Linked DNA regions of Homo sapiens: all the other regions are linked to region 2. A link is a loop called in an ENCODE intact Hi-C map of the cell type or tissue named here. Cell type or tissue: GM12878. All regions are shown on one strand.

What was found. Hi-C counts contacts between places; a loop is a spot of excess contacts. Peaks named below come from ENCODE experiments on the same cell type or tissue, not always from the same donor. Only the 100,000 strongest peaks of a DNase experiment are listed, where the experiment ranks them.
Region 1: a loop joins it to region 2, with 10 times the contacts of the local background. A loop is called at or near these places in 67 of 110 quality-filtered maps.
Region 3: a loop joins it to region 2, with 5 times the contacts of the local background. A loop is called at or near these places in 2 of 110 quality-filtered maps.

The regions. Positions count from the first base shown.
Region 1 is chr6:135,144,059-135,146,558 of GRCh38, reverse strand. No RefSeq gene overlaps it. Among named protein-coding and RNA genes, the nearest start is that of MYB, 36 kb to the left of the region's middle. In GM12878, a CTCF peak has its summit at 1,404; no DNase peak of the experiment used is centred here; H3K4me3 peaks cover 344 bases; H3K27ac peaks cover 265 bases.
Region 2 is chr6:135,422,526-135,425,025 of GRCh38, reverse strand. All of the region lies in intron 20 of AHI1 (Abelson helper integration site 1), which reads left to right. Among named protein-coding and RNA genes, the nearest start is that of AHI1, 74 kb to the left of the region's middle. In GM12878, a CTCF peak has its summit at 1,178 (motif pointing right); a DNase peak (open chromatin) is centred at 1,205.
Region 3 is chr6:135,329,599-135,332,098 of GRCh38, reverse strand. The region is part of intron 24 of AHI1 (Abelson helper integration site 1); the gene reads left to right. It also overlaps the pseudogene BTRCP1. Among named protein-coding and RNA genes, the nearest start is that of MIR548A2, 92 kb to the right of the region's middle. In GM12878, a CTCF peak has its summit at 1,394; DNase peaks (open chromatin) are centred at 908 and 1,458; H3K4me3 peaks cover 406 bases; H3K27ac peaks cover 2,213 bases.

The DNA.
Region 1 (2,500 bases), 280 kb after region 2:
TAGCTGCACATACTGCGAGATGGTAGGTCTACATTAAAATTCAGCCCCTTCTTCAGCATGCTGAAATGAGACTCCGATGATCTACAGTCTTGTATATGGAGGAGTCTGACTTTGTAGTGGGGTTTAATGTTCCTGGCATCAAGTTACGAGCTGAGTTATAAGCACCGCAGGAGGGATGTGTTCTCTTGCCTCCTCTTCACTGGAGCTTTAAGTAGGGTCTCTGGCTTTACACAGGTCCAGACAGAGTTTAGGGTCAAAAGTTGAAACTAATGACTAAAATCATACTTGGAGCATTTAGTCATAGTAGGTCTTAGAACTAGGACATAACTATCCTTAAGGGGAAAATGAATCTTCAAATCTCTACCAGCCCAGAGGTAATAAAGCAGGAAAGTTCATTTAAAAGTAGAACTGTGGATTAGGAGTGATGAGACTAACTTCATTTGAAGGTCTTTGTCAAATCACCTTTTGTCTCTCTCTCAGTTGGTCCAGTTGTAAAATGGAAGTAATTGTTGTACTTTCCTACTTGATGGAAGTGAGTATCCCTTGAGTGTGTATTGAGATCGGCAGGCGAAAAGTTCTTGATGGCGCCGATTCTTATTTTTATTGGTTAAAAATTACCCTTGTATAAAAAAGAAAAGACAATCCTCTTCAACTCTGCTTTAATTATAACAAATACTTCATGTTAGAAGATGAACCAGATAGAAGTTAGTCTTTAATTAGACTTTTACTTTAGTTAATTTCTAATGAGTGGTATGTTTATTTGGTGACTCTGGAGTATAATACAAATGGTGAAAGTGAAAATGAAAACAATTTTAAGAATAGATGAGGCAATGGAAAATTCCTGGGCTTTCTCACCCTTCTGTATGCTGCCCATTGGCAGTCAGAGAAAGGCATAACCAAGTTTCCTCACAGATGTTGTCCATATAAACCCAAATCTTCCATTCCCACTTTCACCCAAAAAGGGGAAAAAAGATATCCATAATTAACGGGAACTCTGGGACTCAATTTTTATGGTTTGCCAACTTCCCTGTTCTAACTTTCACTACTTTCATTATCAGTATCAAAGACTGCATACCCTGGAATCACTTTTGCTCATTTCCATTCCTAGCATTTATTTTTGTAGTGATTCTTTTAACTCACTCTTCAATTATTCTAAGAAAGTCTCTGAGTTATTTTTCTCATCATGTTTTTTGATCTTATTCACCTCCCACCTCACGTTAACTTACAAGGAAAGCTTTGGCTCTTCCATTTAATACACAATGTTGGCTCTTTGATCTTTCTTTTTCTTTCTTTCTTTCTTTTTTTTTTAAGTGAAAGCAAGTTTAATAAAAGTTAAGGAATAAAAGAATGGCTACTCCACAGGTAGGCCAAACAGCCTTGTCTCTTTCTGAGAGAGGTGGGCCATCTACTGTTGCCTTTTGGTATGACTTTGAAATTAGAAAATTCTGGTGGCAGAGTGTAGGTAAATTTATAAAATAAACAACAATTCAAGCAGTTGTATACGTTTACAAATTAAGCCTATTCGCAAAAATATTGTTTAAAACATCGAATTCATTTGCCATTACTTTCATTATGCAATGCACATTTTTTTTTTTTTTTTTTGCCTAGCATGGTTAGGGATGAGGAGGCAGAGAAGACAGATACGAGGTCTTGAATAAGCTCAGCACTCTGATAACAGGCAAGCAAACTGTTCCTGGCTTTGCTGCACATTACAATCACCCAGGAAGCTCTTAAAAACTCACTAAGGCCCAGGCTCCACCCCCAAGAAATTCTTGTTTAATTGGTCTGGGATGGGGCTCAAGTATTAGTATTTTTTCAAAACTCTCCAGATGATTCAAATGTATTAGAATTAAAAACTACTGCTATTGATTTTGCAGCTTTTTATTTCTTAGAGCAGGTTTTTGTTTTGGTTTGTTTGGTTTTTTGTCAGTAAGCAAAGAGGCTGCTTTTGTCAGGTTTCTCACAAAGCAGAAGCTCCCTCATGGAATATAGTTCTAAAAGGGTTTCCAGAGAGAAATTGTCGAGACTTAACATGGCCAAATGACCAAATCCTGCCACTGGCCAGTCAGAGCTGAACATTTCCTCCTGAACTTTTTGTATTTTTCAATGAAATGTGTGCAGCGAATCAGAGAGAAATAATTTCATTCACAATTCTGCTCTCCCTTTGGTTGAAAGTGTCAACCTGAGCTAGTTACTTCACTTCTCAACTCTAAAAGGAGGACAATGACAGCAGGTAAATCACAGGGGCTTATAAGAATGAAGAGAAAGCATGCACACCCAGCCCTAGCACTGAGCCTAGCATTTGGCACATGGGAAGTTCTCTGTGAACGTTAAAATTGCTATTGGTAAAGGGAATTGTACTGAGTAGCAACTGTAGTGAGTGATGTTTATTGGTTTCAGGAAATGTCTTTTTAATTTTTGCTGAAGCCTGGCTTTAGTCCCTAATGGATTCTTTACAGAAAGTTAAATTGAACTGCATATAGTCAACTCTTGACTTTTC
Region 2 (2,500 bases):
TGGTATAGATCCATAAGAAAAGTATAATATTTATTACCAACCTATTAGAGTTTTGTCTTATGTTTTATTTTTTAATACAGGAATATTTTGCTCATAATTTTTTGGTTGAAAATAAAGTTTACATATGGCTTTACATAAATATTTTAATAGTATAAAATTCAAAAAACACAAAAGACTTAAGGGATTTTTAAGTGGTGTTTAAAAAAAATTATCAGATAATTTTCCAGGAAAATGGAGCAAGCTTATTTTTTTTTATAAGCTAAACAAGTTGTGAATGAGACCACAGTGGTAACTAAATGTATCATCCATCTTTCAGTTCTAGCAAAATCTGTGAAGAGTTAGCAAGCATCTTTCCCTGGTAAACATATGTTCAGGTTGTGGTCTTTTGGGTCTTTCATTCTACTGACTTTTTGCTTTTTTTGGTAAGAAATATGATTTTTACTTTCAGAAGGCAGTTTTATTTGCCTGATGTTGAAAGGGTTAATCATCCAGTAATACAAAATTTAGTCACAGAGTACCACAAATAATGTACTTTTAGGATTCCCATAATAACAGAGTACTAGTCAGAGAAACGGCTTCTACTGAATTAAATTTATGAAGCTAGACTTCAGTTAATGTGTTGTTATTAATCAATATTCACCTCAGTCTCTAGGATATTGTTCTAGATTTAATAATAATTTTAGTAAATACTTACATAGCATTTTGTTTGTTCCTGGTTCTGTTTTAAGCATTTTACCTTACATATATTTAAGTTTCTGCAATAATCTTATGACATAGGGGCTGTTATCCTCGCTTTACAGGAGCCATGGCTTTAAATCAATGCAGTTTGCTCCTGGAGTCCATGCTCTTATTTGCTACACTAAATTTCCTTTTCAGCAAATTTCTTGAAATACTAGTTTCTAAATGTCTAATAATCAAACCTTGTTTTTTCTACAGTACAGTTTTTTCTATGTTTCTCTGTGGAGTATGTGGTTTCCTTGTATTTTCTATACGTTGTAAGAAGCAAAGATGGAAGCTTGTTCATCTTTTTCCTACTAGTACCTACCCTGAATACTGACACATAATAAATATGCATGTAGTGTTTTCAGTGGAGTCAAGTCAGTGGAGTCAAGTCTAATTTGAGAAGTTCTCAGCATTGTCTGATAATTCTAGGTAATGAGGCTGATTTTTCGCTAGGTGGCAATGTCTCCTCTGAACCAGAGTTAATACTGAGTTTATTAACCAGAGTATATTAACCAGAGTTAATAACAGAGTATCAACTCTGGTTCAGAGGACACATAGTCATAGTATCTTAGACAAGACAAATCTTTATTAAGCACCTATTGTGTGTCAAGTTGAGCTGTGTTATGAAACACAGGAATCAGACTCAGATTACCATTCTTTTTTCTAGTCCTTTGTACTTCCTAAGTAGTTGATTACATTTCTAAAAGAAATTTAAACCAAAAAGCAGTTTCTACTACTGACATGATTTTATTAACACAATTCATATTAATTAATGATAGCCTACGTTGTCATTGTTGACAAACTTATTTTTTATATTGTGGCACACTTTACCAGAGTTCAGGGCAACATGTACCTTTAGTTTCCTATAAAATTTGTTATTTAAGTTGCTCACTGCCTAGAAGCGTGTGATATTTAGAATGCCATATGTCTAACATAGTACCTGGCATGTTACTAATATGCAATAAATGAATAAATGTTGGCATTAACAATTACAAATCCTATAGAATAGCATTTTTTCCTTAAATTTTATAAAAATATATGCTGAGAGGCATCATCAGTAAATTTGGGGCTAATAACAGTGGTAGTAGTAGCTAACATTTATCAAGCATTTACTGTGTCTACCAATCTTATGAGCATTTTACATATATTATCTCATACCATCCTTCTAAAACTCTTCATTGTAGGTCCCATTATTATCCTCATTTTGCAGATGATGAAACGGAGGCACAGAGAAAACAATAATTTTCCTAAAGTAACACAGTTGGTGTAAAGCCACCATTTTGTCTAAGCTGACTCCAGAGTCCATGTTCTCAGTGCATTAAGCTATCTGTCTTAGGCACTTATTTAGTCTTTGCATTTCCTGATCATGAAGTAAATTTAAAAAGTAGCTAAATATTCCTATGGTAAAATGTGTTGTTGGTTTTCAATTTCAACATTTAGGAGAACCCCTTAAGAAAGGAAGTTTGCTTATCTAGTATTATTAATAGTTCACTCCCTTAAAAATGTGGGGGGTGGCTGGGTGTGGTGGCTCACACTTGTAATCTCAACACTTTGGGAGGCTGAGGCAGGAGGATCGCTTGAGGCCAGGAGTTTGAGACCAGCCTGAGCAACATAGTGAGACCTCATCTCTACATACATACATGTATACATACATACATACATACATACATACATACATACATAAAAATAAAACTTTGAGGAGTAACATAATTATGATGTAATAAGCCATTATGTTCTCAATATAGTTTAAAATACAAATATTCTTTAGTATATAGCA
Region 3 (2,500 bases), 93 kb after region 2:
GACTCCGTCTGAAAAAAAAAAAAAAAAACCTAAACCTGAAAACGGATATCAAGTAATGGCATGCCAGACCAAGGTCCAACACTCTTTAAAGAAATAGAAGAAAATCCAGCACTCACCAAAGTAAAAATCGTGTCTATTAGTTTCCTAGGGCTGTTGTAGCAAACTACCACAAACTTGGTGGCTTAAAACCTAAGACATTTATTCATTCACAGTTCTGGAAGCCCGGAGTCTGAAATCAGGTTAGTCAAGGAGAAAGCATAAAGAAGGTGGTGGGATCCAGATGCCATATTGCCTTATTAGACTGGCACAGAGAAGTTCCCAAATGATTATGGGCCCAATTGAAGTAGGGCTGAAGGAAAAAGTGCTCAAGCGTGTGAATTTATTCAGTGCTTAGCTTGTCGAATGACTTGGAGGTATTACGAACATCAATTATTGGATTGCATTGTGGATAAAACTGTAAGGAACAGCTATGCTGCTGAACTCTACTGGTTGGTGTTCCCTCAGTACACTGGTTTCATTGACCAGGCGTCACTGAGAATTCTTCAGAGACCACTATAATAATATTTAATCCCTTGAAAGATAATACAGAAAGGAATTCCCCTAATGTCTTACAACAGCCTGGCAGACTCTGCCTAAATCAAGAAATGGTGTTTCCAGCAGTGCTGGAAAAGAGTGAAAATAGTGTGTCAAAAAAACAAAACTTGCCAATCCAGTGACACTGAGACCATGATTATGACCAAGCAACCCCTCAAGCTTTGAGAAAAAGAAGAACTCTATTTCAAATATGTGAACAGTGGTCAAAATTTGACCACGTGGATTTTGTGAAACATCTCTTTTTCTAGTCCTGTCATTACCAAGATGGACATATTAGCTCGTGTCTTTAAACTTCTGTCACAGAAAGATTTCTTAATTACTCTGTCAGCTCAAGATTTGAGTCATATTGCTGAAGATATTCTCCTACATGCCAAACCACAGGGTGCAAGAAATGGTATGTTATAAAAGACACTCATCAAAAGAATGGTCAAGAAAGATATTTCTATAGTGATGCCTGACTGAACAAGGAGAAAATAGACTGTTACTTCAGAACAAACCTCTGGATAGGACTGTGCCACCTAACTGCTTTATAGAACTTTAATTTATTATAAAATATTGAAATAATAAAATCTAATTGGACATAGGGAAGTTATGATTTACTCACAATCCACTGCCAAATTAACACAAGCAAAGAAGTTTACTACATACAATATGATGATCAGAAGACAGTAAGTGATCTTCATATGAGAAGTTCACAGCACATTGGATAAAAACGCTGAAATACAAGCAGATTCCCGTGAGCCACGCTGTTTTTGTCCTTCAGTGTGTTAAGGGAATAATCCTAACTGAATGGTTAGATTCGGCTGCCGGCATGTGGACAGATGGTAGCATGTGAAACCACCCTGATTCCTCATTGCGTAGCAATTCTGTACAGTCATACCTTGAAGATATTGCCGGTTTGGTTCCAGACCACTGCAATACCGTGAATATCACAGTGAAACAAGCCACACAAATTTGGGGGTTTCTCAGTACATAGAAAACTATGTTTAAAACTATGTTTACTGTAGTCTATTAAGTATGTAGTAGCACCATGTCTAAATGATCAGTGTACATACGTTAGTGAAAAAAATACTTGATTGCTAAAAAATACCAATGATCATCTCAGCCTTCAGCAAGTCATCTTTTTACTGGAGGCAGGTCTTGCCTCAGTGTTGATGGCAGCTGACTGACCAGACTGATAGTTGCTGAAGGTTGTGGTGACTGTGGCAATTTCTTAAAATAAGACAAAAATGAAATTTGCCACATCGATTGACTCTTCCTTTCACAAAAGATTTCTCTGTAGCATGTAGTGCTGTCTGATAGCATTTTACCCAAAGTAAAACTTTGAGAATTGGATTCAGTACTCTCAAACCCTGCTGCTGCTTTATCAACTAAATTTATGTGATATTCTAAATCCTCTGTTATTTCAGCAAGAGTCACAGCATCTTCACGAGGAGTAGATTCCATCTGAAGAAACCACTTTCTTTGTTCATCCATAAGAAAGAACTCTTTATCCATTCGTTTTATCATGAGATTGCAGCAATTCAGTCACGTGTTCAGGCTCCACTTCTAATTCTAGTTTTCTTGCTGTTTCCACCAAATCTCCAGTTACTTCCTCCACTGAAGTCTTAAAACCCTCAGAGTCATCCATGAGGGTCAGAATAAACCTTCCACACCCCTGTTAATGTTGACAATTGGATGTCCTCCTATGAATCACAAATCTTCTTAATGTCATCTAGAATAGTGCATCCTTTCCAGAAGGTTTTCAACTTACTTGCTCGTATTCATCAGAGGAATCACTGTCTATGTCAGCTATGGACTTAAGAAATACATTTCTTAAATAACAAAACCTGAAAGTCAAAACTACTCCTTGATCCATGGGCTGCAGAATGGTTGTTGTTGTAGCTGGCATGAAAACAACATTTAT